Linked DNA regions of Mus musculus: all the other regions are linked to region 1. The links are chromatin loops, found by intact Hi-C in ENCODE. Cell type or tissue: heart. All regions are shown on one strand. Links, peaks and the distances in the headings refer to the core of each region. The heading gives the core; the rest is flanking DNA. Region 1 holds the start of Kmt2b (lysine (K)-specific methyltransferase 2B). Region 2 holds the start of Lsr (lipolysis stimulated lipoprotein receptor). Region 3 holds the start of Usf2 (upstream transcription factor 2). Region 4 overlaps Lsr (lipolysis stimulated lipoprotein receptor). Region 5 overlaps Mag (myelin-associated glycoprotein). Region 6 overlaps Ffar1 (free fatty acid receptor 1). Region 7 holds the start of Tmem147 (transmembrane protein 147).

Evidence for each region. Peaks named below come from ENCODE experiments on the same cell type or tissue, not always from the same donor. Only the 100,000 strongest peaks of a DNase experiment are listed, where the experiment ranks them.
Region 2: it touches region 1 in a loop (2.9-fold over the local background); 3 of 42 quality-filtered maps call a loop at or near these places.
Region 3: it touches region 1 in a loop (3-fold over the local background); 6 of 42 quality-filtered maps call a loop at or near these places.
Region 4: it touches region 1 in a loop (2.2-fold over the local background); 7 of 42 quality-filtered maps call a loop at or near these places.
Region 5: a loop joins it to region 1, with 3 times the contacts of the local background. A loop is called at or near these places in 3 of 42 quality-filtered maps.
Region 6: a loop joins it to region 1, with 9 times the contacts of the local background. A loop is called at or near these places in 9 of 42 quality-filtered maps.
Region 7: it touches region 1 in a loop (9-fold over the local background); 3 of 42 quality-filtered maps call a loop at or near these places.

What each region holds. Positions count from the first base shown.
Region 1 is chr7:30,587,853-30,592,175 of GRCm38, forward strand. It overlaps Kmt2b (lysine (K)-specific methyltransferase 2B), which reads right to left and starts at 874. Exons shown (of 37, transcript NM_029274.2): 1 at 503-874. The coding sequence starts at 865. It overlaps Zbtb32 (zinc finger and BTB domain containing 32), which reads right to left. Exons shown (of 6, transcript NM_021397.2): 2 at 3,205-4,113; 3 at 2,944-3,017; 4 at 2,781-2,849; 5 at 2,504-2,668; 6 at 1,829-2,355. The coding sequence starts at 4,016. The coding sequence ends at 2,078. Gm32082 (a long non-coding RNA gene) reads left to right here and starts at 927. Exons shown (of 3, transcript XR_003946734.1): 1 at 927-1,467; 2 at 1,667-1,753; 3 at 2,362-2,507. Mir3569 (microRNA 3569) reads left to right here and starts at 1,528; the gene lies at 1,528-1,585. In heart, for the core only: a CTCF peak has its summit at 1,758 (motif pointing right); DNase peaks (open chromatin) are centred at 1,159, 1,759 and 2,189; H3K4me3 peaks cover 2,377 bases; H3K27ac peaks cover 2,647 bases.
Region 2 is chr7:30,971,813-30,976,135 of GRCm38, forward strand. It overlaps Lsr (lipolysis stimulated lipoprotein receptor), which reads right to left and starts at 1,657. Exons shown (of 10, transcript NM_017405.2): 1 at 1,268-1,657; 2 at 56-400. The coding sequence starts at 1,361. It also overlaps a transcript of Fam187b not described here. In heart, for the core only: a CTCF peak has its summit at 2,305; DNase peaks (open chromatin) are centred at 2,049 and 2,379; H3K4me3 peaks cover 1,995 bases; H3K27ac peaks cover 1,626 bases; H3K27me3 peaks cover 1,823 bases.
Region 3 is chr7:30,954,144-30,958,466 of GRCm38, forward strand. Usf2 (upstream transcription factor 2) reads right to left here and starts at 2,660. Exons shown (of 10, transcript NM_011680.2): 1 at 2,553-2,660; 2 at 2,239-2,285; 3 at 2,006-2,124; 4 at 1,657-1,857; 5 at 1,147-1,297; 6 at 963-1,050; 7 at 601-659. The coding sequence starts at 2,614. Lsr (lipolysis stimulated lipoprotein receptor) reads right to left here. Exons shown (of 10, transcript NM_017405.2): 9 at 3,846-4,323; 10 at 3,627-3,758. The coding sequence ends at 3,723. In heart, for the core only: a CTCF peak has its summit at 1,895 (motif pointing right); DNase peaks (open chromatin) are centred at 68, 2,048, 2,718, 3,458 and 2 weaker places; H3K4me3 peaks cover 2,940 bases; H3K27ac peaks cover 2,620 bases.
Region 4 is chr7:30,966,916-30,971,238 of GRCm38, forward strand. All of the region lies in intron 2 of Lsr (lipolysis stimulated lipoprotein receptor), which reads right to left. Among named protein-coding and RNA genes, the nearest start is that of Lsr, 4.4 kb to the right of the region's middle. In heart, for the core only: no CTCF peak of the experiment used is centred there; a DNase peak (open chromatin) is centred at 2,406.
Region 5 is chr7:30,902,329-30,906,651 of GRCm38, forward strand. The region is part of intron 7 of Mag (myelin-associated glycoprotein); the gene reads right to left. Among named protein-coding and RNA genes, the nearest start is that of Mag, 10 kb to the right of the region's middle. In heart, for the core only: a CTCF peak has its summit at 1,934 (motif pointing left); no DNase peak of the experiment used is centred there; H3K27me3 peaks cover 136 bases.
Region 6 is chr7:30,857,144-30,861,466 of GRCm38, forward strand. Ffar1 (free fatty acid receptor 1) reads right to left here. Exons shown (of 1, transcript NM_194057.3): 1 at 3,425-4,323. The coding sequence ends at 3,425. Among named protein-coding and RNA genes, the nearest start is that of Ffar1, 2.2 kb to the right of the region's middle. In heart, for the core only: CTCF peaks have their summits at 2,315 (motif pointing left) and 3,006 (motif pointing left); no DNase peak of the experiment used is centred there; H3K4me3 peaks cover 734 bases; H3K27ac peaks cover 206 bases; H3K27me3 peaks cover 1,642 bases.
Region 7 is chr7:30,728,147-30,732,469 of GRCm38, forward strand. It overlaps Tmem147 (transmembrane protein 147), which reads right to left and starts at 1,388. Exons shown (of 7, transcript NM_027215.2): 1 at 1,198-1,388; 2 at 1,056-1,125; 3 at 511-570; 4 at 286-422; 5 at 59-143. The coding sequence starts at 1,274. Gapdhs (glyceraldehyde-3-phosphate dehydrogenase, spermatogenic) reads right to left here. Exons shown (of 11, transcript NM_008085.2): 8 at 4,050-4,201; 9 at 3,756-3,918; 10 at 2,189-2,286; 11 at 1,633-1,813. The coding sequence ends at 1,741. In heart, for the core only: a CTCF peak has its summit at 1,649; DNase peaks (open chromatin) are centred at 345 and 1,445; H3K4me3 peaks cover 2,673 bases; H3K27ac peaks cover 1,949 bases.

The DNA of each region.
Region 1 (4,323 bases), core at 1-4,000:
CATTCTATCCCTCTTCAACCCGCGCCTAAGAAGCCTCCACCACTCTACCTTAGAACCAGAGAGCAACTGGGGCCCTGGTGGAACCAGGGCAGGGATATGTCGCGGATTTTAAGGGCCAAGGAGGCAGCCTGCAAGTAAGAGCCCAGGAGGCTCTCTAGCCTTGGTCAATTAAGGCCACGCTGCTGCTGTCAACCACCGCTGGTCCGGCATGCAATCCCTATGGCCTCTTCACCCACTCCTGTCCTGCTCTGCCATTGCTACCGCGAAAGATCAGCTCAGGACACCAATTGGGCTCCAGGCGTCTAGCTGCAGTCAGGGTTTCTCTGATCACTTTCAAAGGCCCTAGCTACCCAAACGCTCCACGCAGCCTGCTTCCTTCGTGCTTCTTTCCAGGAGCCCCGAGAATCCCACTTGTCCACAACACCCTTCGGAGCTATCCGGAGCCCTGCAAGCCCCTGGCCTCCGCCCTACCCGGCGCTAGAGACACCTCCGACCGCCTCACCTCCTCCTCGGATTCCCCGTCACTGCTCTCTTCCTCCGGCATGCAGCCTCGGTTCGGGCCCCAGCCCCGTCCCCGGCCGCGGCCTCGGCCTCGCTGAACTCGCGCACCAGCCCACAGGCGGCGGAGCCGGCGCAGGCCCCGGCGAAGACCCAGCAAACGGAGCAGGGCCGTGTCCTCCCCGGGCTCGGCTCCTCCCGGCCCCGCCGCGCCGCCACCGCGCCGCAGGGCTACCCGCACTCTTTCGGCTCCGTTGCCTCGGCCGCCGCGGCCCCCGCCCCCGCCGGAACCCCGCGGCCGGCCCGGGAAGCGGCCCCGTGCGGAGCCAGGCCCGGGGCAACTGCCGCCGCCCGCCGCCGCCGCCATCTTGGCACCGTGAGAGGGGCCGGGGAGGCGGGGGGAGGGGCAGCCCGTGCGCAGGGCCGGGGGGGAGGGGAGAGGAGGGGAGGAGGGGCAAAGCGGGGCGGCTGCGGCTCACGACAACAACCAGCGCCGCTGTGGGGCGGGCAGGAGCCGGGGGCTGGGCTGGCCACGCGCGGGGCACCACGGGAGCAGGAGTCCTGGGCCGGTCGGCCGTCACCCTCCAGCCGCACCTGAAGAGCGGACCCCGCGTCGCGGCCTGAGAGCGGGAGGCGCAAGGTCTTCTGGGGAATGTAGTCCAGTCGCCTTGCTCCTTCCGCCGACAGCTGGGGCGCGAGAACTGGGAATACCGGGTTGGCGACAGAGACCAGGAGAACCAGTTCCTGGTCTCCAGGAGGTGTGGTTCCCGGCTCAGACTCCTCCCATTGTTCTAGTCGGAACTAGCGACCTGCATGGACTACCATTCCCAGGGTCCTTCCCAGGGTACCGTTGGCTTCGGACCCTGGGAACCCGACGGACACACAGTAGACGAAGTTAGCTATTGCGCTAGGCGTTGGCTGAGGGGAGGGCGGCGGCGCTGGATTAGTCTCACTTCCAGGCGCAACCCGGTAGCCGCATTGCCCGGCGCGGAGGGGAGATGCTGGAGAGGCTAGTCTTCCGTCCCTTACTCGGAGGAGAGCAGACCGGTGGTCGAAATCCGGACCTCAGTCTGCGCTCCTCTCCAGCCCTAGACTACGCGCGCGGTAGATTGCTGTGGGAGGAACCAGAGTCTTGGGGCGCCTCAAAGCCACCTTTCCTCTCCCGCAGGGTCTGGAGCGCCTTTGCCGCGTGCTGCCCTCGGGAATTATACGAAGCCCCCCGGAAGGAGAAGTGTGACCCTCTGTTTATTGAATGGTGAATGGCCAGCAGGGGCCGCTACAGGGCAAGGGTGGAAACCCCCTAGCACAGAGGAAAAGTCTGGACTCGTCCTGACTGGAGCACAGGAAACTTTATTATAGTGATGAAATTGACAGTCCCCAGTTAATCTTCACCGAGTTAATTGTCCTTTAACTCGGGCTCGCCAGGCCGAGGCTTCTGCAACTCGCTTGTCCCGGAAGGGTTCGTAGCTCCTGTCTCGCAGTTCTTCTGTGGTTAAATTTGCCAGGCCGCCCTAGCTGAGCCCTTCTGCCTTTCATTCTTTGGACTCTTTGTCAAGCCAGAGAAGCTACCAACACCCGGTCAGGTGGCAGCAGAGGAGGTAGGACTACCGGGAGAGCTGGAGGCCCGGGTCGGCCTCGAGGAAGAGTAGAGGAAGGTGGAGCGTATGGTCCATCCAGGCGGCAGCCGGCTGGGCGAGTGGCCACGCATGTGCGCCTGCATGGAGGCCAGGCTAGGGCAGCCAGCCCTGCACAGAGGGCATCGATAGGGAGCAGCCCCATGTGTCCTCAGGTGCTTGGTCATGGCAGAGAAATCCCGGGAGCGCTGAGGACAGAGGCTACAGGAGAAGGGCTTCTCTCCTACAGGTGGAGGAGAAAGCCAGAGAAGGAAGAAATGGGCGAAGGCTCTCCAAGCTAGGGGTGCGTCGAGCAATAGGGCAAGGGAGGAGCTGGCAGGCCGGCGATGGAAACGAAAAAGATAAATTCACACTGGGCAGGATGCCCATACCTGTGTGGACTCGGTAATGTGTCTCCATCTGATGCTTGAGTGAAAACCTCTTTCCACACACAGAGCAAGAATAGGGCCGAGAGCGAGCAGGAGAGGGTAAAGGAGGGTGTTGGTGAGATGGGCAGTTCAGTGTGCGCTCCTGACTCACACAGGTTGCCAGTGTGCCTGTGTGGACAGAGAAATGGCGTGACCCAGACAGAATCCCTGAGGCCGAATCAATACAATGTCTAAACGATTTGGTGAGGAGAGGGGAGGCGGCAGCTCTCACCCTACTTACCTGTGAACCCTTGCCCAGACGTTTCTATCTGCCAAGGGCTGAGGGTTTCAGTGCCCTGGGGAAAAGATCCTGGAAACAGAGTGAAGTAGGGGCCCTGCTAAGGCTGGACTCCTGGAGCCCAGCCACTGGGCAAAAGCCCTGTGTGGAATACTGAGGGGCTTACCTGGAGTGGGGCTAGAGGAAGCCAGCTGATTCTGACTCCAGAGAGCTTTGGAGTGGTTCAAGGTCAGTGGGATCCTGGGTGGAGAAGAATTACAGTCTTGGCAAAGCCTGAGAACCTAACTGACTCTGGCCTGTCTTGTGATGACAATATTTGTTGTCTCTAACTCAGGAAATGTACACTGAACCCTTCCAACCATCACTGCTGCCTCTCCGGAGCCACTCCCTCCCTGCCTAGATGTCCTCCTTTAAGCCTCTCACTCACCTCTGATCTTGAGGCCGGACCTGCCAGGCCGCAGTGATGGGGGTACTATGGGAGAAGGGAGCACCGTATCTGGAGGGCCACAACAAGATGCTCCACAAGGCCGACTGGCCCTCCCCCAACCTAGGGACTTCAGCCCACCAGGGCCTGGGAATGAGGCTAGTTAGGAGGGAACCTGGTGGGGAAAGGGGATCAGGGCACCCACGAAGACTCTCCTCAGAGCCCTTGTGGCTCTCGATACCTCGCATGACCTCCTCTGAGCTCATCATCCTAGTTGCTCCTGCCATCTCAGGCCTCTCTCCGGGTGCTTTATGCTTGTGTGACATCTCCTGTTCTCTCCCATTACTTCTAAAATCCTTCTCTGGCTTCTGTTTCTCTCCAGGACTCCCAAGTCCTCTCTCAGAGCCCCTCATGAAGTCTTCTGATTGCTGGTGCCTCTTCAGTCCTGGATCCAGCTCATCTTCATCCTTGCCCTTTTGAGCTCTCTGACAGGCCTCTTCCAAGGCCTGTACCCCCAAGGCTTTGGCTGCCTCTTCAAGGTCCCCCAGCTCCCCAGGCTGTAGCTCTATACTCTCTCCATAGACAAAGGTCAGAATCTGAGCAAAGGTGGAAGGGCTTATGTCTTCAACCAGAGCCCACCGGCCCCTGCAGCCAAGCCTTGGGCTTGCACCTGCCAGCACTAGGCTGTGAGCCGGGAACTCCAGGCCCCCTACTGTGATCAGGGTATCACACAGTGCTGGCCGGAGTCTAGCCGCTAACTGTACCAACCTATCAGAGCCATATGGGCTGATTAGTCTTGTGGGGGTCTGGGGCATTGTTCCTGGCTAATCTACCAGTTTCACAGGCTCTGAGAGGAAAGCCACAATGGGGGATCCATGATTGAAGTGGGAGAGAAACCGCATACTCTCTGGCCTGTGAAGGGGAAGGGAGAAAGAGTGAGTGTCTGGGCTCAGATTGGTGCTGTCTGTCCTGAATGAATCAAATAAACTAAGCCAAAGGCCAGCTGTGGGGATGCCACACTAGGAGAATGCACACTGGGCCAGAGGTTAGGTTTGGGGCCTGAAGAACGACAGCCAGGCAGTTAGCAGAGGTATCAGATAGTGGGTTTAGGGCTGGTATAGT
Region 2 (4,323 bases), core at 259-4,258, 380 kb after region 1:
CAAACAGTCTCACTCCCACCACCCACAGAGCCTCCTCCCGCCTTGCCCCACATACTTCCTGTGATGGTGATTCTCCTGCCCTGGTAGTAGTCTCCCAGGGTCACAGCATTGCCCTGTTTGGTGGCCACCACCCTGACAGTGCGTACGCTGTCCTGGCACTCCACATAGGGGTTGTAGCCGGGGTTGCCAGCCGCCAGCTGGGCGTTGAGCTGGTTGTCCACGCTGGCAGGGGAGAAGGCGTCGGCAACACGGTCCCGACAGAACGACTTATACTTCCAGATCACGATAGGGGCTGTGAGGGTATTGCTCATCTGGTAGGTGCAGTGTAGTGTCACTGGCTGGAACAGGATCACTACGTGGTAGGGGTCAGGCACGGTCACCTGGATGGCACTGGCACGGTCTGAGAAGAAGAGTATAGTCAGCAGGGATAGATAAACCCAGGGAGGTACCACAACAGCAATGAGCCACACCACTTAGACAGTATATGCAGTCTTTCAGAGCACCTAGCATATTGTTCCTTAATCCCCGAGACTGGCGAGGCAGATCTGATAATCATGCCCATTTTATACACCTCCGGGGCTGAAAAGTGGTAAGTATGTAGCCATCCGGGCTAGGTCCCTAGAATATTCTGTCCACATCCTCCTACCCAGAGACTCTTCAAAATGCACATCCAAATGTAGATGGAACCCCTAGGCCCCCACTTAAGCTAACATTCAACAATCTAGGCGGAAGATGACTTAAGGTTCAAAAGTCCATTCTACAGATACCAGGGATGTAGGTGGGGTGGGGAGTCCCCAATTCCACACCCACTCCAAGCCAGGGCACTGTTTCTCGAGCTCTTGGCCTGATCCAGTCCGGGAATGACCTCTCCCCGTTACCCCAACACTTAGAAATCTTGAGGTGCGTCCAAGATCCCAATGGCAGGCCTATCTCACGATCGGGAGGCCTTGCTCCTGACCACAAAGGGTCCCCTTCTCCATACAGCGCTCAGCCTTAAGATCCCCAGAGTTTTCACTTCCTGTTATCTCCGACAAAGGCGGAGGACCGGACTGGGCGCCACAAGAAACTCCCTTCCTTGGGCACACAGGGGTCTCCTCAACCAGGCGGGTTCTGGAGATCTTTAATCTGCACTCCCGCACCAACCATCACTCACGACTCCCCACCACTTGGTTTCGGGTCCTCCAAGGCCGGTGAGAACCACAGCCCTCCATCCACCTCCGGTAGCGCCCTCCCGCCGTCCCACAGCACCAGGGACCCCAATCCTTACCTGGGCAGTAAATGATGAGAAAAAGACACACGAAGATCGTGGTGGCCGGGTGGGAGCCAGGCGCCCCAGCACACGCGCTGGCCGCCGGCGCCATCGCGGCCGTCTAGCAGCGACGGTGCCCGCGCGTCCCCTCCCAAGTATCCAGAGAGTAGGGGGCGCGGCGAGCACCAGGGCCGAGAAGGGTGCGTGCTGCGCCCGGCCCCTATTCCAAGTCCATTTTCCTCGCACTGGGGGAGTTCTAACCTACAAAATGAACTTGGACGAAGCTCATGCCTTCGGCTTCCCGAAGACAACTGACCCGGCGCGCGGTGGCTCTCTGGGTCACTCTACCCCCTGCGCACTCCCGGGAATGGAACCGCCCAGGTACACAAGGGTGGGAGCCCGGGGGCTGGACTTGGGGGTGGGCGGCGGGGGCGGGCCTTGCGGGCCTCCCTCCCCGGAAGTGGGCTGACTCAGGTGCGCTCCTGCCTCCAGGGCCTGAACCAAGTGACCGCTTTGCCAGGAGGGCGTCTGCACCATAGGCGACCTGTGCAGCCACCTGTTGCTCTAGTCAAAGTTGAAAGGACTGAACTCCCTGAGGACAGAGACCCTCTGGGCGTGCTCCACCTGCCGAGAGGGGCCGGGCCTTGTGCGCACCTGTTCGCTGCTGGTCCACACCCCTGTCCCGGGAGCCGATGGACCCGCCTAGGTGCGCCCTGTAGGGAGGTGCCAAGCAGAGCCAGGTCCCAGCTGCCAGGGGAATGTCGGTGACGCAGCCTGCCTTCCCACTCTCGCCCTGGTGGGGGAAGTGCTGCGGTCTTTCTGGGCTCCACATTTGAATGATTCGAGGAATCAATGAGGTCGCACTAGAAAAGATGCTCTGGCCCCCTAGGGGACGCTCGTGGGGACTGCACCTCTTAAAAAGTTGCAGTCGTACTTAGGCAGTTTCCCTACTTCCCTTATTTCCTAACTTGTGGTTTCTTTTCCACCTCCCGCTCGGGTATCCCTCGCTCTTGGTCAGGCCTTCGAAGTTCTGATGATTAAAGGCTCTGAGCCAAGACTGGAGACCAACAGATCTGTTTCGGATCAAAGGTTCCCAGGCCTCACCTGCACCCCGGGCGCGGCCCGTAGCTCTCCTCCTTCTCAGCGCAACACTGCTGCTCCCTGGTGGCGCCGAGAGGAAACGCATTCTGGGAGACTGAACTGGCCACTGCTTGGTGAGTTGGGAACCTACCATTTTCCTACCATTTTCTTCTCTGTTTTGTAAATGGTGTCAGGTCACATTCTTCTGCTCAGAACTTTGCTGTGTTCCCTCTCAAGCAAAATTCAAAGTACATTGGCCTGATTGACTTTCCCCAGCCAACTTTTCTTAGTTGACTTCAGCCATACTGGCCTAGCTGGTCCTGGATCAGGTTTTCACATATGGCAGGCTTAGCTACCAGAATTCCCTTCCTGTTGCGGACACCTGCTACCATTTCCCCTACGGCCGCTTTTAAAGGCAAAGGCGTCTCATAAAATTTCACCCTGTTCCCATGTGGCTTAAAAATCATGGTTTAAAAAATAGAGGAAATCGCCACTGCCGTCATTTTTACCACTTGTAATCCTAAACCAGTTGCATGTGTTACTTTGTGTTTTGTAGATGTCATTATTATCAATATGTTATCAATACCTAAAACTTGGTCATCATCTCCAACGTAGGAAAAAAAGAATCTGTTTTTGATTAGAACCCACACTAATCACTTTCATTCAACATTTTTACCATCCCCAAAGATAACGTCTTCCACGTAGAACTCTTGAGAGTAGAATCTCAGCATATACCCCAGGGCAGGCTTATCCCCAACTTCTCTCGCCCACTTTCCTCCCTTCAAACCATTTACTGTCATCTGATATTTTACTAATAAGATTTTTACCACCTATCTTATTCCGTCCCAAAGACAACATTGCTTAGCAAATATTCCATCCCTCCATTTCCTGGCCCTTCTGCAGTTAGCTGGGGCTATCCTGTCAGTTATACCGAGTAGCATATAAGCAAAAGTGAGGAGGGTCCCCCCTCCCAGGCCAGAACATTTAATAGCCAGTGTGTGGAACAAGACCCCGCCCCCTTCTCCTGCCACAGCAAATATTTCAGATGGCATCTGTGGGGCCCTTGAGGAGGAGCACTCTCCACTAGCCAATGCTGGGCATAAAAGAGTGAGAAAAGAATAGAGTTTCGAAGCTAAGATTCCAGAATGGGTTTCTTAGGTTATGGGATCTAGGCTGTCCCAGTCAGTAGGTCCCAGCTACACCAAGGGGACGGTTTGTTGATGACTGGAGAGTCTTTATTACTACAGGAGAGGAGGCCCTCATCATGGCTTCCCACTGGACTTCAGAAACAGTAGAGACCAGGACCTCTCCCTCCCCCTTCCAATGGACATGAAGCCCTTGTCCCATTCCCATGTCAGGTACTTTCCATCTCTGTGACACATGCCAGCCGGTGAGAAACGGGTGTTGTTTGCTTATTTGTTTAAATCTTGGTTCATGGTTTCAAAGGTTTCTGGGCACGGCTGGCAGGCTGCATCATCTGGGGCTTGCATTGCATGGTGGGAGAGGCACAGAACCAAGTTCAGTGCTTGCTTCATGGAGGCCAGGACACAGAGAGGCAGACAGGAAGAGGACAGGGACAATATAGACCTAAGGACACAGTTGTAGTCCTGCTACCTGGGTCCCATGTCCCAGTGGTGGACCAGCATGATGCCATCTTAAGATTAAGAGCTGGGCTGGAGAGATGGCTCAGCAGTTAAGAGCACTGACTGCTCTTCCGAAGCTCCTGGGTTCAAATCCCAGCAACCACATGGTGGCTCACAGCCATCTGTAATGAGATCTGATGGCTTCTTCTGGTGTGTCTAAAGACAGCTACAGTGTACTTACATATAATAAATAAATCTTCAGAAAAGAATTAAGAGCCATCTTGTTACAAGGTCATTCCCGATTTCTATAAAACTGGCGTTTGATCATGATTTGACACATTTCTTGTGCATGTTCCACCTCTTATAAATACTGTGACCTCCACCCTGATGAAATGCTCTGCCAAATAATTT
Region 3 (4,323 bases), core at 58-4,057, 370 kb after region 1:
CCTCACTTCAGCACGTTAGCAATCCCTTAGCCACAAGCTGTCCTTCACAATTCTGACGGACTCCCTAGGCCAGGCTGCAGACTTGGCACAGGGCCTGTGCTGTGTTGCCCTGCCCTGCCTGGGATCCAGGGTCAGTAAATATTTGTTGAGTGATGGCTGTTTGGGTATTAGAACTACCTTACACTGAGGGCTGCTATGTGCTTAGCAGTGGTGACCTATCAAGGCTGGGAGACCAAAGGACAGCACTAAAGGACAAAAGACCTCAGGGTGGAACATGGAGCTTCCGGGAAGGGTAGGAGGCTCTGGCTTCAGCTGGCCAGAGGCTGCCCAGGTAGAAATGGAAGCCTGCTCATGAGGTCAAACCCCATGTGCAGATCTGGGGTCCACCACTTCAAGAGGATGGCCAACAAATCAAATCAAAATCATAGGCGGGCAAGAGGAAATATCTGGCCAAACTGAATGCACGCCCTCCATCTTTCCCAACATCTTGCCGTCCTCCGCCAATCAGCACTGACCTAACCACTCAGCATGCACGTCTCCAGCATCTGGACATGTCAGGCAATGGGCTCAAGGCACCCAGGAGCACTCCGCCATCCTTACCTTCATTGTGCTGAGCTCTTCTTCTCTCATCTCGAGGAGTTCTGGTTCCATCAATTTTCCTAAAGCAGAAGGGGAAACGACAGCATTTACCAAGCTATCAGACTTGACAAACACCTTTGTTTTTAAGGTACTGGGGATTGAACCCAGGGCTTCGCAGAATGCTAGGCTACCATTGGGTTAGCTCTTCACAGTTATCTTTCAAAGCAAATCCCCGTGAAGAGAGGGTGGAAATAGATGAAAAAAATTTAAACTGATACTTCCGAAGCAGAAGCTCATAAAACCCATACCCCACTCCTGCTGTATGCTGACCAGCCCTGAAACCCTCCCTTCCCTCTGGCTCCAACAATGGGACTGGCACATACGGAGAATAGGGGTGTGTCCGGGGTGCAATTGTCCTCTGTGTGCCTGTCTGAAGCACATCCTGGGGTGTCATCATGACATAGAACTGGCCTGCAGGGAATGTGCAGCGAACATCAGTAATGGGTCAAGCTGGAACTGCTTAAATGGTTTCCCTAGCTTTACCTCAGAACCCTTCCTTCCCCTTACCTCCGGCCTGTAGGCTCTGGTCTGTAGTTTGAACAGACACAGCTGTGGTATCGCCCACACTGGATGCTGGAAAATAAGCAAATCGTGCCTCCCCGCTGACAGCTTCGGCCGCCGGGCTGCCACCATTGCTGAATGGATTTTGAATTACAGCCTAGGGAGGAGTACACATAGGCCATCCTTAGCCACCCCTGCTATGCCATCTTTGTTACTGGTATCGGTGTTTGTTTACTATACGGTGAGGCAAGGGCGTAGCCTACTGTGTGTGCCATTCTGTACAGAATCTCGTCTCTGACACCATTCAACCATCATTAGCTCTACTCTTTCCTCTAAGAAGTTTTCCAGTTTTGCAATGAAAAGTAACTCCAAAAGACCCTATCCAACGCCTGTGCAAAACTCTGACCAGACCTTACACAGCCGGCCAGCCCAGAGAACATCATGTGTGTGTCACACACCCCACCCCCTGGGCCTTCCCCCTCCCCAGCCCCTCCCCATAAGTCGCGGGCCACCTACCAGCGGGAAGGGTGCTGCGGGACCTGTGGGTACAGAGGCAGCGGCAGGGCCGGGGCGCTGGGCTGCCCCGTCCACACCCACCTGGGTCACAGCCTGCTGCCCCCCCGCGAAGGCAGCGGTGGACACGACGCTGACGGCGCCGGCCGCGTCGCCCTGGCCGTCCAGCTGACCATCAGTCACCTGGACTACGCGGTATGTCACCTGCAGGGGGCGGCAGAGCGACGAGACCGACGCTGGGGCCCGAGTGGGGGACAGGTCGGAGCCTCTCCCTGTCCCGCCGCACGCGTCTGCCCTTCCTCAGCTCACCCCGGCGCTGGCCCTCCGGGCTCCCGGCCCACGGCCGCCTCACCTGGCCTCCATTACTCTCTGTACGGAACTGGTACTGGATATTGTGGTCGCCGAACGCCGCCTGCTGGACACTGGCGATGGCCACCGCCGTCTGCTCCTCAGCCCCCGGGCCGTCCCCGCCTGTGGGGGCAGCAGGGCAGGGGGCACGCTCAGCGGGCGCGCGGGGCCTCCCGGCGTCCCCGGCCTGCAACCCCGGCGCGGGCCGCAGCCCCCGTGGCCCCCGCAAACACTCACCTTCCTGCAGCTCAACGCCCTCCTCGGCCTCGGGTCCCTTGTCGTGGCTGCGGGGGCACACCAGGGGCAGGGCCCGGGGTCAGCGAGGCCCGCACCCCTCGCCGGGGCGCAGCGGCCCGCCGCCCGCCCTCCAGGCCCGGCCCCCGCTAGGGTCAGCACCGCTGCCGAGCCCCGGCCGCCCGGATCCCCTCCCCGCGGCCTCCATTTTGAGCCGGGCCCAGAGGCCGCTCGGGATCATGGCGGCCCCTGCGCGCGGGGCTCGAGGGGCCGGGGCCCAGGGCGCGCGGAGGGGCGCGAGCTGTCGGCGCGCTTACCTGGCGGCGGCAGCAGCGGTGGCCGAGGAAGCGGGATCCAGACCCGGGTCCAGCATGTCCATGGGGGGGGCGGGGGGGAGGGGAGGGGAGGGAGGGGAGGGGGCGGGCGGCCGGGGGGGCCCGAGCCCGGCGCTCACGCCGCGCGGCAGGAGGGGACGGAGGAGACACGGGAGCCGCTTGCGCTGATCACGGGGACAAACAGTGGGGTCATGTGAGGAGGAGATGCCGCCGCCGCCGCCGCCGCCGCCGCCGCTACTCCTGCAGCTGCCGCCTCCTCCTGCCGCCTCCGCCCGCCGCCGGCTCCGGGCGGTGCGAGGCTCCGGGCCACAGCTCAGCTGCCCCCCGCCCGCCGGCCCGCCGCACGCGGCCTGGGGCCTGCTTCCCTGAGCGCTCGCCGCCGCCGCCGCCGCGACTTGAGCTTTTTTTTTTTTTTTTTTTTTCAACAGGGCCCTGCCCGGATGGCGGCCGCCCTGTTGCCCAGATCGCCAGCTCCCGCGCCCGCCGCCCGGCCTAGCCCGGTCCGGCGGCGGCGGATTGTGGCTGCAGCTGCCGCCGCTTTCTATCACCCCCCCCCCTTCTCTTTTTCCTTTTTTTTTTTTTTTTCCTCCTTTACTGGAGCTGCGCGCGCGCGGTGGCGGCGACGGCGCGATCCCGGGGCGGGCGGGCGCGCGCGCGCGCGCGGGAGAGGGCAGGCCCTAGGGAACGCGCGCGCTGTCTGTCTTTGGTGACGGCCGGGCGCGTACACACACATAGGCCCGGGGACTCTACACGGGACCACCACCGGTTGGAACGCAGGCCCGGCTGGAAGGCCGGCAACACGGATGCGGGGCTCAGATCGCCGGGGCACAGGGTTTGAAGACTGTAAAAGTAGGTCGTATAGGAGCCCGGAGGTTGGGGAGCCGGGTTGCGCGCTCGCGCGCTCCCGAAGGCGCATGCGCACGTCGGGGCGGGGCAGGGCGGAGGCGGCAAGGGGCACGTACTCTAGGCGGCTGGCTATGAAGAAGGCTAAAGGCCTGTCTGGCCGCTTCTTTTGCTGGTCCCCCTCCTCTCAACTCGTGCAGCAAAACAAGAGGCTTAGATCTTGTGATCAGGAATTTTATTAGGCTTGGTGAAGAGTTTCATCAATATTCCAATTAAAAAAGTATAAAAGCTACATAACAAAACGTGGGATCAGACGACTAAACTTTCCCGACTCAGGGCCAAATTCTGCAAAGGAGAAAAGAAAAAGTGTTAATTGTACGGGCTGGAGGAAGAGGCGTCCTGAAGATCTGAAGTCAAAGGGTCTAGGCTCACCTTTTTCATCCTCCGCTCCCTCGAGGCCTGCGAGTCAGTCTCAGAGTAAGGCGGAGGTGCTGGGGGATAGTGGCCCTCCTCTTCTTCTTCTTCTTCCTCCCTGTAAACGCGTCTTCTCTCCCCAGCCCCTTTTTTCTTTAAAGCCTCTTCTAAGAGTCGCCCATCATACTGAGGGTCCCGTGACCTGAAGCCAGCATCCCGAGGATCGTGGGATCGCTGACGGGATCTGGGGTCAGCACGTGGATCCCTAGACCTCAAATCATCATAATAGTGGGGATCTCGGGAATGTGGCAAGTCTCTAGGATCGTCGGGGTCATAGAGGTCATCCCGGCTGCGACTTCTCGGAGGTGCATAGGCCCGCCCTCTCCGTCCACTACTTGGGGGAGAAGACCTTCCTGATTCAGTGGAGCCAGGCCGGTTGATGTCATCTAGAGCATCCACAGAGCGGGCCCGAGGCCGCCCAGACCCCCAACCACCC
Region 4 (4,323 bases), core at 146-4,145, 380 kb after region 1:
CATCCTAGACACTTGCTTCTTACCAAGCCAAGTCTGATCTCCCATCATCAGGCCTTGAGGGTGGTGTGCAAAGCTAGGCAACCAAGCTAACTAGGCCAGATCCCAGATAGGAGATGCCTGCGCACCAAGGAGTGGGTGTGGGAGAGCCAGCGACACTCCCAGATACTCCCAGTTTCAAGCCCATCTCCTCCTTTTCAGTCCCCACATTCCAGGTCAGTCCCAGGGCTTGGGGACGCTCTGGTCTGAAGCAGCCCCAGGCAAGGTGCCTGCTAATTACACCACTAATGAAAGTCTTTTAGCACATCCGGTTTCCTCTATACTCCTCAGGCCCTAATTAGTTAGATCCTTTAATCAACCTAGCAAGGCCGGGACAGGGAAGCCTCTGTTTTAGAGACTCTATCTTAGTGTCTTAGCCAACAGAATCCCAGAGGGTCATAACCTTGGTCTTCTCTGCCACAGGCTCCTGATGGCCTGCCTGCCGCCACCTGATCCCATGGGCCCAGGAGCCTGTATGACAACCTGCCCACCACACCCATGATAGCAGTTAACTTTGGGTGCCTAAATCCGTGGTACCCACTGAGACACCAGCTATTAAGCGCTAAGGCTTCCTGAGAAAGCAAGCCCTTTCCAGACTCTACCCAGATCATGCAAGCACAGTCCCCAGGCCCGCAAAGCCCTCAACAGGTTCTCTGGATACTAGCTAGTCAATGTCACCCCCACGATCTCAGTGGCCTTCAGCTCATCTTTTGTGTCCCTCCAGGTAGGTTCCTTTGGTTAGTCAGGCTTAAACCTGGAGAAGCACCCCCTGGCTACCTCAACTTCCATCTCCTGCCCACTGAAGCTGTTCGTTCACCCTGCTCCCATGCTAATTCTGTCTTCACCTCTGACAAACATTACGGCAGAAGAACGGAGTCAGCCTCAGCCAACTCTGATTCTGTGGAAGGCTGTCCCTCTCCTTAGCTTTGCATTGCTTGTCCCAAGATTCTAGCCACCTGGTTATCAAATAAACACCAGATCTATTCATGCGGCATTCAACATGGCTGAGGGTATGGCGGCAGATGTCTCCAGCTCTGGGGAGGTTAAGGTAGAAAGACAGAAAGCTTGAAGCCAGCCTGGACTACAGTGAGATCACCTCAACCCCTGGACCGCAATGAACAAAAACCAGAGAATGCACTGAATATTCTAGGAAGCGTGTAACGAACCCTCCTTAGAAAGCAGAGATTCTCACAGTGTGGCAGGGGGTGGGGTGGGGGTGGGGGTGGTACCCTGGAGTTCCCTGGCCCTTGCAGGGGATCCTAAGGCCACACTTATTTTACAGCCTTCCCCCTCAACCTCTCAGGAACGTTCAAAAGAGTTTTCCATGTGACATGTGACCTCATAGCCGACCAAAGCTGCTTGGAAAATCTTGCTTCTACTGCGCTAGGCCAAGGAGACACATAAAATTAAAAAACAATGCCACCTCTTACTTCATTTAAATAATTCTTTTTTTAGTTTTGGATTTTTTTTTTTTTCATAAAAGGTATGTTCAGTTCTTTGGCTGATTTTCTCTTTTGAGACTGGCTGGCCTAGAACTCAGGGTAGTTTGTTAACTATAAAAACAAAAGTTTGAGCCAGATGTGGTGGCACAGATGTGATGGCACAGATGTATTAACCCCAGCACTTAGGAGGCTGAAGCATGAGACTGTGAGTTCAATGCCAGCCTGGGCTGCAGAGTGAACTCCTGGAGACACCAAAAGCTCGCAGAGTTCTTCAGTAGTCAGACAGTTCAGAAGTCCTGAGAAGATTCTAGAACCTTCCTGGAGTTAAAACACGTATTGCCTATCAAATGGTGAGGAGCAGTGTAAAGGGCAATGCCCTAGGAGTGACAGCAAGTGCCAGGCATGGAAGCGGGGGCTGCACAGCTCTGGGAAAGCTGCCCGGGGTAACCTTGGCGAGGCAAAGACTACTCCCAGCCCAAGGTCAGGCTTCAAGCCGTTGTTGATTGCGGTTGTGTTATGCACAGATCCCCCTCTATCGTAGACACCAGCCTTTCACAGAACCCTTAAGACTGCCCTAAATATTCCTGTTTTTTTTCTGCTGCACTGCTCTCTGAACTCATGACTTCCCACTTAGGTGTCTACGGTCCAACAGTGGGTGTCGGGTGTTGTGAACTGGAGCACTGCTCTTGTAGGACCAAGATGCTCAATGTTCAAGGGGACCCGGGACCTACGGGTTGGTTGGTAGGAAAGCTCTTTGGCTGTGGTGCTCACCCAACTGTTCTTCTCCTATGGGCCTATGGTTTTCATTACTCCTTCCTGACCTCTCCCAAAGCCGAAGGCGTGAACAGGAACCCCCTGCCATGGGAAATGATTACATAGGCCAGACATTAAAACCAGGGACCTCCAGGACCAGATCTGGGCCTTGCTATATTGTACTTGGCCCGTCAGATGTTTGCAGAACCCATGAAAAGGGAGGCTTTCCGGCTTCTTTTGATCACTCCTGAGGCCTGGGCCCACCTCCTTCCTGTGGGGCACACCCTGTTCCTGGTCCCTGCTGGCCCCCAAGATCACAGGGGCTGGACAATGATTCCATGTGTGAGGTGAGAGGCCAAGATACACCAAGATACTCCAGTGGGAACAGAGCCTGGCCTATGTCCTGACTCCTTATTTACACACAGTAAAGGGATGCCTCATGATTTCAGAGGCCCTCAGGGTCCTGTTCAGACAGCTCAGAATGGGGTCAAGGGGGTTGGGGGGGGGAATAGCTCCAAGCAGCCGGCGGAAGTTAACACTAGGCCCTCTGCTATAATAACCCACAGCTCCCAAAGCAAGAGGAGTGGAAAGGAGACCCTGGGAGATGGGTATCTTTTTTTTCTATCAGCCATTCAACCATACTAGACAGGCACTGTACCACCCGGCTACATCCTAATCCTCTTTTCACTATTGGAGACAAAGTTTCACTAAGTGGCCCATGATGGCCTTGAACCTTGAACTTCTACACATATGCATACATACCCCTGTCTCAGCCTCCTGAGTAGCTGGGGACAGGTTACACTTACTTTCACTCTTAAAAAGTAGGAGAGCAGGTGGCCTCTGGGATACTAACCTCTTAAATACTTTGTCCTTAAAGCTGAAGAGAAGGGAGGCTCTCTTGGCTACTGGAACTTAAGTACCACTACTGAGATAAGCCAGCTAGAAGGCTGTGGGCTATGAGGTTTCCCCCAGGATATATCCTGACGAACATTATTGAGTTTTGCACATCTAGTTGCAGGCGGCCTTCAAGGACTTCTCTGTATTGATGATGTCCTGATCATTATTAGGCCCAGTGGGAGTTCCCAAGAAGCCCGCTCTCTCCCCAGCTTCACAGGCAGCGGAAGCTTAGAGCTGAGTTTCCATGGGGATTCAAGGCAAGTCTGATCCCTTGGGACCCTGCTTTTCACCTGCGCCCTGCCAGGGACAGAGGGAACATTCTACAGTCAAGAGCCACCCGCTTCCTGTGCTCCCACACAGAATTAAAACCAATCATGTAAGGCAAATCCTGGACACCTCCATTTACCCAGGGAAACCTGCATCTTTGGCTCACTGCTGTCTCTATGGCTTTCCTCCATCCTTGGGATTCTTCAAAAATCATGCTGGCGAAGATGGCGCACCCAGTCATTCCACACATCACCCAAAGCTATTTTCTTCGTAGCTTGTAAAAACTATCTGAAATCTCCAAAACCTTTTTTTTTTTTTTTTAAATAAACCCCTGAGCTAAGCACTTATGTAGCCAGACTGGCCTCCAACTTGCTACATAGCTGAAGGTGGTTTTAATGCGTTATCTACTTCCACCTTCCCCATGCTAGGATCAGAGGTGTGCCCGCTCTTCCTAGGTCTTCTCACCGCCAGTCTCACTTCTAGAAGGCAACCTGGGGCAGAGACAGGGTCTGGGCTATTCTACTCACCACCCTTTTCTAAATGCTTCTAAGAGCACCAGGGACACAGTCGATCCTTGACAAACATCAAGTCAGTGGCTATGGACATAACTCAGTAGTAGAGCACCAGCCTAGAATCCTACCCCCACCCCACCCCCCGAAGGGTTGGGGGTGAGGTTCAGTGGTAGAGCCCCTGCCCAGGATCCCCCAGAGAGGGGCTGGGGACGTGGCTTAGAGGTAGAGCTAGCCATGTAACTCTATCTAGGACATGACAAGCCCTGAGTTCCATCCATATCTAGTACCATTAGAGAACAAAAAGAAAGAAAGAAAGAATGAATGAATGAATGAATGAATGATTGGAGACTGGGTCTACAGTGGTGGCATTCAAACTCAGCTGTTAACTTCCAGCAAGACGCTTGACTCTAGGGACC
Region 5 (4,323 bases), core at 140-4,139, 310 kb after region 1:
CAGTCATAGGGAGATTCAAGAGATAGACTTGAATTTAACATGGCGGGACCTCAGAAGGACACTCATTTCCCACTCTGTACCTAACAAGGATATCACAGCCCCCTTTGCACACAAGCTCTCCTAATAGACGCTTTACACGGGTCACTGTGACACCCAACATCCACCAATGTACCATCTGAATATTCTTTCTATTTTTTCTTTCTTTCTCCACTCCCTGCCCTGCCACCCCTTTTGGGTTTTGACATGAGCTTTCTCTGTGTAGCCCTGGCTGTCCTGGAACTCATGCTATGAACCAGGATGGCCTCGAACTCAGAAATCCACCTGCCTCTGCCTCCCAAGTGCTGGGATTAAAGGCGTGCACCACCACGCCCGGCGCAAGGATTCTTTCTTCTTTGGAATCCCAATCCATATTAGCTCAGGGACTTGGGATGTTCCTTGTGAGAGACTCTCCTGCCTCTGCTTTTGAGGTGAACCCAGCCTCCATATGGGACAAAATAGCTGTGTTTTCCCATCTGCACCATCTCTAACTTTGGTCATGGCCTCTGATCACAATGGTTGGAGTACTGTTTTCCAGAGGGACCAATGGGCTTTATCCATTTGACCCATCCAAGCTACAGCCTCCTTTGGCAAGTTCCTTCCTTCTCCCCTGGCCCTGATGATGCCCCCTCCTGGAGACCCCTTAATCTTGAGCCCCTTCTTCATTACCTCCAACCCCCCCTCCACCAAGCCTTGCACTCATAGCTTTGATTATACATGTCGTCTAAAATGGGTTTCTGTCCTTCTTTTCCCCAGAATAGATGTTACGCTAGAACACTGAGTGATGCTTTTGTTTGTTTGTTTTTGAGACAGAGTCTTGTTATATAACTCTGAATAGCCTGGAACTCTCTGTGGTTTTCTGTCTCCCAAGTGCTGGGGTTATAGGCTTGAGCCACCATGCTCAGCTAAATGATGCATTTGTGTGTTTGTGTGTGTGTGTGTGAGAGAGAGAGAGAGAGAGAGAGAGAGAGAGAGAGAGAGAGAGAGAGAGAGTTATGATATATGTGCAGTTCTGTACAGTTGTGCATGTATAGATGAATGCACATGTGGGTGTCAGAGAGTGACACTGGATGCATTTCTTTATCACTTTACACTTACATTTTGAGACTGTGTCTCTCGCTAACACTGAAGCTCACCACCAGCTGGCTGGCCAGCAGTCCCTGGAATCCTGTCTCTGCTCCCAGCACTAGGATTACAGGTGCATGTTTCTTTTAACATGGTGCATAGGATTTCAATTCAGGTCCTCCTGCTTGTACAGAATCACATAACCCACTGAGCCACCTCCCCAGCCTCTAAATTATGCTTTTAAGACTATGTTCTTTATCAGTCTTAAGCTATCCAACGCTTCTCTGCTGGTTCTAGACCAAAGCGCTGGTATTGAGTGAACTCTGACCTAAATCCACTCACGCAGGCAAAAGACCATCAGCTGGTTCACTCCACCCATTTTCAAGCCCAGAGGAGTGAGCCAGTAACAATGGTAGGCAGCAAGTCCCAGGAGCAGATAAGTGTGCACCGGAGCTGGGTAACTGGCTGGAGTCTCAGTGCACGTCTCTGCAAAGCCAAAGCAAATAGGTACCATGCATACACACTCTGCTCTCTGTAGGGGTGAGCAGTCAGCTCAGCCCAGAGGCCATGAGTAGCACCAAATCTGAACTAAAAAGACCATTCTAGAACATTTCTGAACCACTCCCACTCAGGACATCACAACCAACACACTGGTGACAAGTGTCCACTCCAGATGCTCGAGTGCTGGTACCCAGCCTGTGCTCGTACTTAGTATCTTTCCAACTTCCAGGAAGTTCCAGAAGAAGTATACAATCCCTTGATATAATTTCAAAGAATGGGGAGTTTGGGGGTGCCTGGCATTGGCATCCCAACTCTGCCATCTACTGGCAGAGTGTGGCCGGTGAGCCTTCAGGATGGAGACGGAAAGGTGGAGGGGAGACTTTGGGTTTGGGGTTTTGGGTTTTGGGAGTCAGAGTCCTGGGTACCCCAGTGTCATGGTGTTAATTTTCAACACTGTGGGAAGGAAGTCTCAGTGAGGGACTGCCTAGATTAGGCTGGCCATGCCAGAGTGGGATTTTTCTTAATTGAGTTAAGGAGGGAAGACCCATCCTGAATGTTAACAACACTAGTTCATACCCCCCCCACACACACACACACTGAATGAAAAGGGGAGAAAGCTGAGCTCGGCATTAGCCAATTAATCTCCAGGCTCTTGGCTGTGAATGTGATATGGCCAGCTCCAACAAGTTCCTGTCAACATGCTATCCCCAAAATGATGGGCTGTAGCCTGGAAAGATGAGTGAAATAAACATGCCTCCCTTAGGTTGTTTTCATGAGAGGATGGACACTATATCATCAACACCATAAACAAACAAACAAACAAACAAACAAACAAGACACTCAGGCTTGGCCCAGGCCACCATGTGGGGTTTATGCGACCCTGTAGATGGAACCCAGGCTTCATACATATTAGGTAAGCACTCCACCAACTGAGCAACCTTCCTGGTTCCTGGAGAAGGGAGAGGTGCTGCTAGCTCACAAGAAGCTAGGGGACTCTGGGCTGGAGAGATGGATCATCAGTTAAGGGTACTGACTGCTCTTCCAGAGCTCTTGAGTTAATTCCCAGCAACCACATGGTGGCTCATGACCTGCTATAATGTGATCCAATACCTTCTTCTGCCATGCAGGTGTATCTGCAGATAAAGCACTAATACATGAAAATAAATAAATCTTAAGAGGCTATGGGACTCCAAAGACAGGTATGAAATGCTTAGCATCCCAGATAAATATTTACCTCTGCATAGAGGAGGGAGCAGACAAATCTTTGGCTGCAGTGACAAACACCCATTTGAGTCCCAAAGAAAGGCTAATGGGACAAGACACAGATATCTAAGAATGCACAGGACATGTTCCTTTCGTCCTCACAGTCATCTTACTCTTGAGGAGGTTTTGTCATCTCCCTTTGCAGAAAAGGAACTGGGACTGGTCATGTTGCTCAGTGATAGAGCCCCTGCCTAGAATCCCCCAGTGAGGGGCTGAGGGCGTGGCTCAGTGGCAGAGCCCCTGCCTAGAATCCCCCAGTGAGGGGCTGAGGGCGTGGCTCAGTGGCAGAGCCCCTGCCTAGAATCCCCCAGTGAGGGGCTGGGGGCGTGGCTCAGTGGCAGAGCCCCTGCCTAGAATCCCCCAGTGAGGGGTTGGGGGCGTGGCTCAGTGGCAGAGCCCCTGCCTAGAATCCCCCAGTGAGGGGCTGGGGGCGTGGCTCAGTGGCAGAGCCCCTGCCTAGAATCCCCCAGTGAGGGGCTGGGGGCGTGGCTCAGTGGCAGAGCCCCTGCCTAGAATCCCCCAGTGAGGGGCTGGGGGCGTGGCTCAGTGGCAGAGCCCCTGCCTAGAATCCCCCAGTGAGGGGCTGGGGGCGTGGCTCAGTGGCAGAGCCCCTGCCTAGAATCCCCCAGTGAGGGGCTGGGGGCGTGGCTCAGTGGCAGAGCCCCTGCCTAGAATCCCCCAGTGAGGGGTTGGGGGCGTGGCTCAGTGGTAGAGCCCCTGCCTAGAATCACCCAGTGAGGGGCTGGGGGCGTGGCTCAGTGGTAGAGCCCCTGCCTAGAATCCCCCAGTGAGGGACTGGGGGGCGTGGCTCAGTGGTAGAGCCTCTCCCTGACACACATAAAGCCCTGAGTTCCGTTGGCAGCACTGTAAGAGGAACCGTTTAGAGGTCAGTGCTATATGCCAGACAAGGCCGAGAAGGAAACCTGGGAACTGGAAACAAGGAGATAGCACTTTTTGTTTGGAAATTCTTAGAAAGCACAAGAAGCAAAAAAAAAAAACAAAACAAAACTGGAACTTGGCTGCTACCACCTGCAGTGAACGCGGGAGTAGGTTTGGGTGAAGTAGTCGGCCACAGAGAGCTCAGGCCAGGTGCTAGTTGGCAGTGTATAGTTGCTTTTACTTCTAGGACGTTAGCTTATGTGTGTGTCAACATTCCTCTGACTGTGTGGTGTCTGCTAATAAGCTTGGCATCTCCTTGGTCCCATCCCCCACCCCGCAGGAGCACACCGCAACAGCTCAGTGTATGAGCTCAGGGTGATCGACTCTAGGCTGTGCAGAGCAGAGCCACACTACCTGGGTTTGATTCTTAAAACCTGCTACTCTTTAGCCGTGTGACCTCAGGCAAGTGTCCTAATTTCTCTGGGCCTCAGTTTGTTTCTTTCTCTGTAACAAGGGTACTGATGGAACGAAGATGGAATGGGTCCCTGCATATAGCACATCCAACCACATCTGGTACCT
Region 6 (4,323 bases), core at 263-4,262, 270 kb after region 1:
TGGCTCTGTTTATCTTCAAAGATAGCATACCCATTTGCTCACATACTTATGGAACAGAGCACCAAACCAACAAGCGCACACCAGAATGGCTGTCAGCAGAACACTAGTCGGAACCAAGTTCCGGCAAAGATGGAGGGACAGCGCAGTGTTTGTTGATGGCTGAGGGGAACGCACCATGGGATAGCACTTTGGAAATCAATTCGGTTCAACTAAAAAGTTGAACATACATTTACACAATACCAATAATTCTGCTATGAATATTTATTGAAGAGGCTTGAACACGCGCACATTCTCAAACACTGGCTCATGCGTCATCCTCATCCCAGACCTAGTGACCTTGGCTCACAGGCGGAAATGACCCCTCAACAGACAGATGCATCGGGATAATGGCATAATCAGGGGTGAACTACCCAAGCACACCACATGGATGAACCCTAAAATGTGTGCTAAGTGAAGCAAGCTAGGCATAGCAGGCTCTGTCTCACACAGTTTCATTTGCATGAAATGTCCAGAATAGGAAAATATTTTAAAACAGAAAGTAGATTAGTAATTGGGAGATAGAGAGATAATGGTGTAAGAAACAGAAGGGATTTTTCTGGGGCTGTGAAAATAGAGTACATATTTGCAAATTTATTTTTAAAGATTGGTTGTATACTTAGCATGGATAAATTTCCTGACGTTGTTAAAGGTGCTACTGTGAGCCAAGCAGTCTTTATTGCTTTGGGGCTTGCATTAAGTGAATGACTAAATAATAAAGATGTAGATGCTAAAAGGAGGCTCTGTCTCCTGGGGGAGTTGGATATCAAGAGATCTAGTTGGAAGTGGGTTGGCTCCACTCAGCAGAGGAAGCCTGAGTGAATCACTCTGCTCTCATGGGCCCCAGGAAGGAAGTGGATTGTCCCCCAAGTGGGAGGAAGGCCAGGTAACTGGGGGCAGTGGCTCCACCCCAGCAGGTGCCCCAACCTTTTACCAAGAGTCTCTGGTGCCCTCACTGCCCAGGGGCCATGTCTATTACTTCTGGCTTTCATGGTGAATGCAAACATGAACTTAAAGAAGGAGGACATGACTACTCTAAAGGAGGAAGAAGATTTTTACTGTAGATAAAAGGGAGAAAGCAGACAGAGGGAAGAGAGAGTCCAGGCTGACGGTGGCCAGCGGACTAAACTGGACAGTGAGAGGAGAGAGCGGGAGGGGAGCAAGAGAAGAGCCCCTGTCAAAGAGGATCCAGTCAAGAGGCCAAAAGACTGGTGTAGCCAGGTGGCTGAGCTATATAGGGATCAGGCTAGGGGAAGGGAAGCCCAGGCCCTGGGAGGTTAGGGTAGGGGCAGGCCGAGAAGTGCTAGAGGAGTCACAGGTACAGAGGGATGCTGGGAGAGCTGGCCAGCATCTGCCTTGATATGTTAAATAGTCACCCCAGCCATTACTACAGTCCTGCTCTCTACAGAATACCAAATAAGCAACACAGAACTGCTGAGCACCTACTACATGCTGATTGCAGAATGCCTACTATGTGTTGCTCTGTTTCCTAAGTGCTGTGGATCTACTGCTCAAAAACCCTACATTCAAATGAATTTAAAGCCTCAAAGAGGTCGTTTTTTTTTTCCTTCTTTCTTTCTTTCTTTCTTTCTTTCTTTCTTTCTTTCTTTCTTTCTTTCTTTCTTTCTTTCTTGTGTTGTTTTGTTTTGTTTTGTTTTGTTTTTGTTTTTGAGACAGGGTCTCACTATGTAGTCCTGGCTGTCCTAGAACTCACCAAGTAGACCAGGATGGCTTTGACCTCACAGAGGTCCACTTGCCCAAAGGAATAATTTGTATGAACCAGTTCAGGTGCTCTGGCTACTCTTCTGTTAATCATCATTAAAGGCTTTATTCTCATGAGAAGAACAAACTTGATTCTGATACCTGGCCTCCCCGGAGATGCCCAAGTGTCTGTCTCCTTCATGGCCACTCTCCTCTGGCCTCCCTTTCATGGGCTGGGGTGTGCTTCTCCTCCTTCTCCAAATGATGACCAATATAGCTGACACCACTAGTTTTTCTACATGTCCATTAAGCCTTAGGGGTCCTACTTGGAAGAACCACATTCCAGCTCATCTATGCTATAGGACATCAAGAAAGCTTCCTACCATCTCCAAAACGAAGGTGGTCAGCACCATAGCTAATTCACACTGTATTTGGGGGAAGGCATCCCTTGTCTGGGAGTACTGCTTTGCACCCCAGAGCAGTTAGCTGAAGGAGTGTGTGGTGTCAGCTCAAATCTGAAAAGATGCTCCCTGGACAAGCAAACATGCTACAGAATGGCATGGGTGTTGGCTCCCCCTGCTGGGCACTGAGTCTGGCTCACAACCTGCCCATTTGGGCACCTGGCTGAAATCAACAGTTTTAGTGAGATGGGGGGACTGTGTCCTGTGCCAACAGTCTCAGGTTGTCTGGATGCTGAGGCAGAAGAATCACTTGGGCTCAGGAGTTCAAGACCACACCTAAACTCTTGTCTGCTAGAACAAATGTGTATGGTGCACATGTGTGTGTGTGTGTGTGTGTGTGTGTGTGTGTGTGTGTGTGTGTGTGGTATGTATGGAGTGGTGGTGGTGAAGTACCTGGATAAAGATCAGGGCTGCTGAATAAAGAATAAAGTCAGTGGCTGCATTGAGCACTTGCCTAGGGCTCTGGACTCTATCTCCAATAACACACACACACACACACACACACACACACACACACACACACACACACACACGCACGAAGAGGGAGGGGTGCTACACAGAAGGGTTGTTTGACGATGAAATGAGACACCCTGAAGGATGAGACTCTGAGTGGTACCGGCAACTACCTACTCCTCTCCGCAGTTGCCTCTGATGGAGCTCAGGCCGGCAAAGCCCTTTCTTTCCCTGTTTCAAGCCAGTTCCTCCTACCACCCCCGCCCCCTCCTCCCACCTCCACCCCACCCCCTATCCCCGGTTCGCTGAAGCTGAACGTTCAGTGCTGTCCCCTAGTGGATTCAGCGTGGTATGGCAGGGCCATGATGCTGCCTCTTTTCTTCAGACATGAAAATGTTCTTATCTCAGGGAAACACTCCAAAACTGGGTCATGATGGTGGTATTCCTCCAGATCAGAACTGAGCTTCCCGTCACCCCCAGGAGAGGACTGCGCACCGCCTACGGCAGGCAGTTAGGACAATACAGGCCAGAAGCAGTTGGGAGCAGGCTGAGGTGTGTAAGGCAGACGTACTGTCTCTTGTTGTCCAGCACTTGCCCTCCACTTTCTTCGTACAAGGACGCTGTCCTCTCCAGGTGGAACCCTTCCCATGAGTGGTTTCTGCGATGGCTTTGGGCCAGGCCTCCTGAGTTGTGGTGGATCTGCCCTCTTGGGAGCCTGGCAGAGTCAGAGTCATCCAATTCCACGCAGTGCCCCTTGCCCCCAGAGGTGGCTGCTACTTCTGAATTGTTCCTCTTTGAGTCCTCGTCACACATATTGTTCCCCGTCCAGGACCTGTTCCCAAGTAGCCAGTGACCAGTGGGTTGAGTACCACACTCCAGGCCCCTGTGATGAGTCCTAACTTCCTCCAGGAGCCTCCTAGGTCCGGGTTTATGAAACTAGCCACATTGGAGGCATTATAGGGCCCCAGGCAGAGCAGGAGTGTGAGGAGAGCGCCTCCGGCCACCCAAGCTGCCCTGAGCTTCCGTTTGTGGCTCAGGCCTGAGCGCACCAGGGCCCGGAGGCAGCCCACATAGCAGAAGGCAGTGATGACCAAGGGCAGAAAGAAGAGCAGAATGGAGAAACTGAGACGGGCAGGGCGGGCAGAGTCGGGATCCCAGGCTTCCAGGCAGACCGGGGAGCCATTCACGGGTATGTTGATGCCCAGGGAACTGGTACTGTTGTCCAGCCAGCTTCCGGAAGTCTCCAAGCCAAGGGCCAGCCCCAGGTGGCAGAGGACAAGGGCCCATATAGCCACACACACACCCCAGGAATAGCGGGGCCTCCGGATGGCTTGGTACCCGAAGGGGAAGGCAGCCCCCAGGTAGCGGCCAGCGCTGAGAGCAGCTAGGAAGCCTCCGCCTGCGTAGAGGGGAGCAAAGTGGGCCAAGGCAAAGACTGGGCAGAAGGGGAGCGGCAGGGGCCAGGCTCCAGAAGCCAGGGCCTCCACAGCCTTCAGGGGCAGAGTGATGGCCAGTAGGAGATCAGAGCAGCCCAGATGGAGAGTGTAGACCAAGCTGGGAGTGAGTCGCAGTTTAGCGTGGGACACTGCGCCTCGGATGGCTAACAAGTTCAATGGAAAGCCCAGCGCAAAGGCAGATACATAGAGAGCGAAGGAGAGCTGTGGGGGCAGGT
Region 7 (4,323 bases), core at 1-4,000, 140 kb after region 1:
AGTTTTTGGGAGAAGTATGGCTAACAACATAAAGGTAGGCTAGGGCTAGACTGCATACCAGACTGATGTTGGAGTCAATGCTCATCTGGATATATTTCCAGTCAAATTCAATGCCTCGGGCTCCCACCCAGAGGGGGATGCATCTGAGGAAGGCAAAAGGAGGCAGTCTCTAGTACCCAGACTCCCCCACCCCCAGCACCCAGCCTCTGATCACCTCCCCTCAGCACCCCTGTGGGACCCAGCTGTCCATTCCCGGAAGTCTGGGCTCCAGTTTGCTCCACACACCGGGACATAATGAGTTCAGCAGTGGCCCAGCCCAGGGCAGCAACCATAATCTTGTACTCCCCCTTGCCTGCATTCCGAGACATGACAAGGTTTAGGCCTATCAGGTCTGCCACATCCACACTGGCCTTCATGAATTCCTGTGGGTCAGGTAGAGGCTCGAGTAAACACGGGGACCAGGTGAACCGACTCCTGCACTCTTCCTTGCCCTTCCCTTGTTCAACTTACCCCAATGAAGTCATAGATGCCACCTTCCCAGGTGGGGAAGAAAGTGGCCAAGAACAACATCTGAGATCAGAAAGTAGAAAGGTCACTGGAAGGTGAGGGAGATTAAAAACCGAAACAAACAAACAAAAAACTATGTGGATACTGTGGAAAGTAAGTGTGCAAGTAGAGGATATGACGCTGGGTTCTAGGGGTCATTCTAGGTGTAAGTGGCAAGATCACGTGATCTTGGGAGATAGAGGGCAAGTGGCCTGGTTTCTAAAAGTCTAGAAGTTCACGGGGGAATCTGATGTCTAAAAATGCCTAGGCAGCACCCTGCGACACCCTGTGGGTGAAATATCGCACTAAGAGGTTTTCTCATTTTACAACAGTTGTAAGAAAAAGTTGCATCAGGGCCTTTCTGGCCTTGCATCCCTTCTAAGGTATTCGGGCATAGTCCCTAAGCGTTGTCTCGAGGGTGGTCCTATGGAAGGTGACAGCTGCAGAGTCAGGCCCCTGAGATCTGGAATGCCTGGAGGCCAGACACGTGGAGTCCGGGAGTCCCTCACCTTGCATAGCTGCACAAAGAGGTAGGTGACCCCGGCCTGGACGCATTTCCAGAAGGCGTTGTATTCAGACCTGAAGAAGCCGGCGGTGAGGGGTCGGCCCGGGTCCCGCACCCTCTCCACCCCGCGCCCGCCCTGCACTCACAGGCCGCTGCATTTGTACGTGATGAAATAGGGAAAGTAGGCGAGGGCGAAGCAGTTCCCGAAGTGGAACAGGGTCATGACGCCAGCCGCCCGGTCCCGCAAATGCGGGACTCGCCAGGCGCAGCGTCTCCTCTAGTCGGCCTCGCCGGCACCGGGGCCTGGCGCCCACCTGCTTTGCCGTGGCCCGCGCGCGGCCTTATGGGAACTGTAGTCCGGCCTGGTACGTCGCGTGCAGTGACGTCAGAGCGCCCAGCTCCGGCTGTGTTGCAGGGACTTCCAGAGCCTTGCTTACACCGTTGAAGACCTTGTGTTCAGACAGCGCTTTCCCTCTCCCACTCGGCTCGGAGCCAAGCGCCACCTCTTCTCGCTCATCCGAGAACTTTGAACCCCGCCCTGAACGCAAGGTGATCGGCGCAGAGACAAGAGGGCAAAGCTGTGCGCATTCTCGTTTTTATTTCATTGTTGACCCGGTGGCGGCGCCTTTGAGTGGAAGCCGAAGTCAGGAACGCGAGGTGCGCAGGGGAGCAAGGAGGGGCCTTTTGTGTTACTTCTCTCGGCTAAACATGTAGCGGAGGAGGTCGACCACTCGGTTACTGTAGCCATATTCGTTGTCGTACCTGAGGAGGCGAGGAAGGAGGCGTCAGTGTGTGTGTGTGTGTGTGTATACGTGTACGCACTCGCGCGCTCGCCCTCTTGTCAGCCTCCCCCACTATCCTCTGGCATCTATCCCCTTTACCAGGCGTGTGTGTGTGTGTGTGTGTGTGTGTGTGTGTGTGTGTGTGTGTGTGTGTGTGTGTACGTGTACGCACTCGCGCGCTCGCCCTCTTGTCAGCCTCCCCCACTATCCTCTGGCATCTTTCCCCTTTACCAGGCGTGTGTGTGTGTGTGTGTGTGTGTGTGTGTGTGTGTGTGTGTGTGTGTACGTGTACGCACTCGCGCGCTCGCCCTCTTGTCAGCCTCCCCCACTATCCTCTGGCATCTTTCCCCTTTACCAGGCAACAAGCTTCACGAAGTTGTCATTGAGGGCAATTCCAGCCTTAGCATCAAAGATGGAAGAATGGGGATTGCCGTTAAAGTCCGTGGAGACCACCTGCGTGACAATTTCAAAGATAAATGTAGTCGAGCAAAGATCTCCAGGAACCCAGACTCTCAAACCACATTGTCAGTCACTCATCTGGTATACTGGACAGAGACCTTTTGTGTTGGTGACAGAATGTGATCAAGGCAGGTGGAACCTTTGTCTCAGGGACACAGCAGGGGAGCTCAGTGGATAAAAGTGCTTGTCACATAAGCGTGAGCTTTCTGTGTTTGGATCCGCAGAATCCATATAGAGGCTGGGCGGTTGATGGACACTTATAGGCCCAGCAGTCCAGCTCCAGACTGAGGCTCCTTGGAACAAGATGACTAGCTAGATTAGTTAGTTGTCAAGCTACCTTACATCTTGCCTCGGTAACAAGTGGAGTGCAATGGAGGAAGACATGTTTATCACCTGTACCTGGTGTACCGGTACATGTGCCCCGTGCATCTGCATGTACCCACACGGGGGAAGAGGATACAGATCACAATACCCTAATGAGGTTGCATTAAACGTTACATGAAGCGATGACTGGCACGAGGCTGGGTCTTGGGAGCAGAGGGAAGGAGCTACAGACACAGATCTTGGGGGCTGTAGCCCTTAGGAACACAGGGGGTTGGGGGTGGGTTGGCATTGGGGCTGATTTGATCTGACCCATTCAAATGACATCTTGGCATTTGAGAGTGGACCTGTAAAAGCCAAATGCCAGGGAACTTCACTAAGGTGGAGGTGACTTTTTTTTTTTTTTTTTTTTTTTTGATACAGGGTTTGCTATATAGCTCTGGAACTCACTATATAGAGGGCTGCCCTCACATTCATAGAAGTCTACTGCTTCTATCACCTGAGTGCCTGTGCCTCCACACCTAAGATAGTCTGTTCAGTAAAGGTGTCTGACCTGGCCTGGCCCCTGGGTGTGAATCCAGAAAATGAGAACTGCTGTCTTTTGTTCAGGAGTGTATTAAGAGCCTTCTGGGGCCGGAGAGATGGCTCAGTGGTTAAGAGCACTGAGTGCTCATCCAGAGGTCCCGAGTTCAATTCCCATCAACCACACAGTGGCTCACAACCATCTGTAATGGGGTCTGATGCCCTCTCTTCTGGTGTGTCTGAACAGAGCAATGGTGAATATATAAAATTATTAGCGAAAGCTCCATTTTAGCTCTTAGTTCGCTGTTTTCTTGGACAGTATGTGCTATGGGTTACACAAGTGACTTCCAGTCACCATGGTGCAGAAAAGCAGCATCGTTAGATCAAAGAAACATCTGGTCAAGACACCGAGGCAGGAAGGCCCACTTTCCCAGGCTTGCAGGGAAAGCTGTGTTTGAGATAGGGTCTCATTGTGTAGTCCTGGCTGGCCTGCAACTCCTTGGGTGTGAAACACCTGGACAGCTGGTCTGCAGCTTGGCCCATGCAGAATAGCTTCCTGGTGAGTGGGATTTCCCAAGTCCCTCCCCAGAGCACCCCCCCAAGGTTTCCTCAGTCCCTACCTGGTCCTCTGTGTAAGCAAGGATGCCAGCCAAAGGTCCCTTGGCTGCAGCTTTCACAGCCTCCGTGATAGCCGAGTAAGAAGCAGGCTTGGCCAGGCGGCAGGTCAGGTCCACAACTGACACGTTTGGGGTTGGCACCCGGAATGCCATTCCTGTTAGCTTCCTGGAGAATTCCAGAGTAAGGGTGGGAGTCAGAGCCAAAGGTCTTCTACTCCCATTGTCCCCATGCCTTGGGGCCAGTGAGGTTTTCCTAGGGTGTGTGTCCACCCTGGTTCCTGGCTTGTATCTACATACCCTTTGAGCTCTGGGATGACTTTGCCTACAGCCTTGGCAGCCCCAGTGGACGATGGGATGATGTTTTGGTGAGCGCCGCGGCCACCTCGCCAGTCCTTCTTTGATGGCCCATCCACTGTCTTCTGAGTGGCTGTGTAGGAATGGACTGTGGTCTTGGGGAACAAGAGACCCAAGATGAAGCCTCCTTCCTCCTAACCACTCATTCTTCTTTCTTCTAGGACTTGAGAACGTGGCTGAGGTATATGGAGGCAACCAGGGCAACCACCACAGCTAC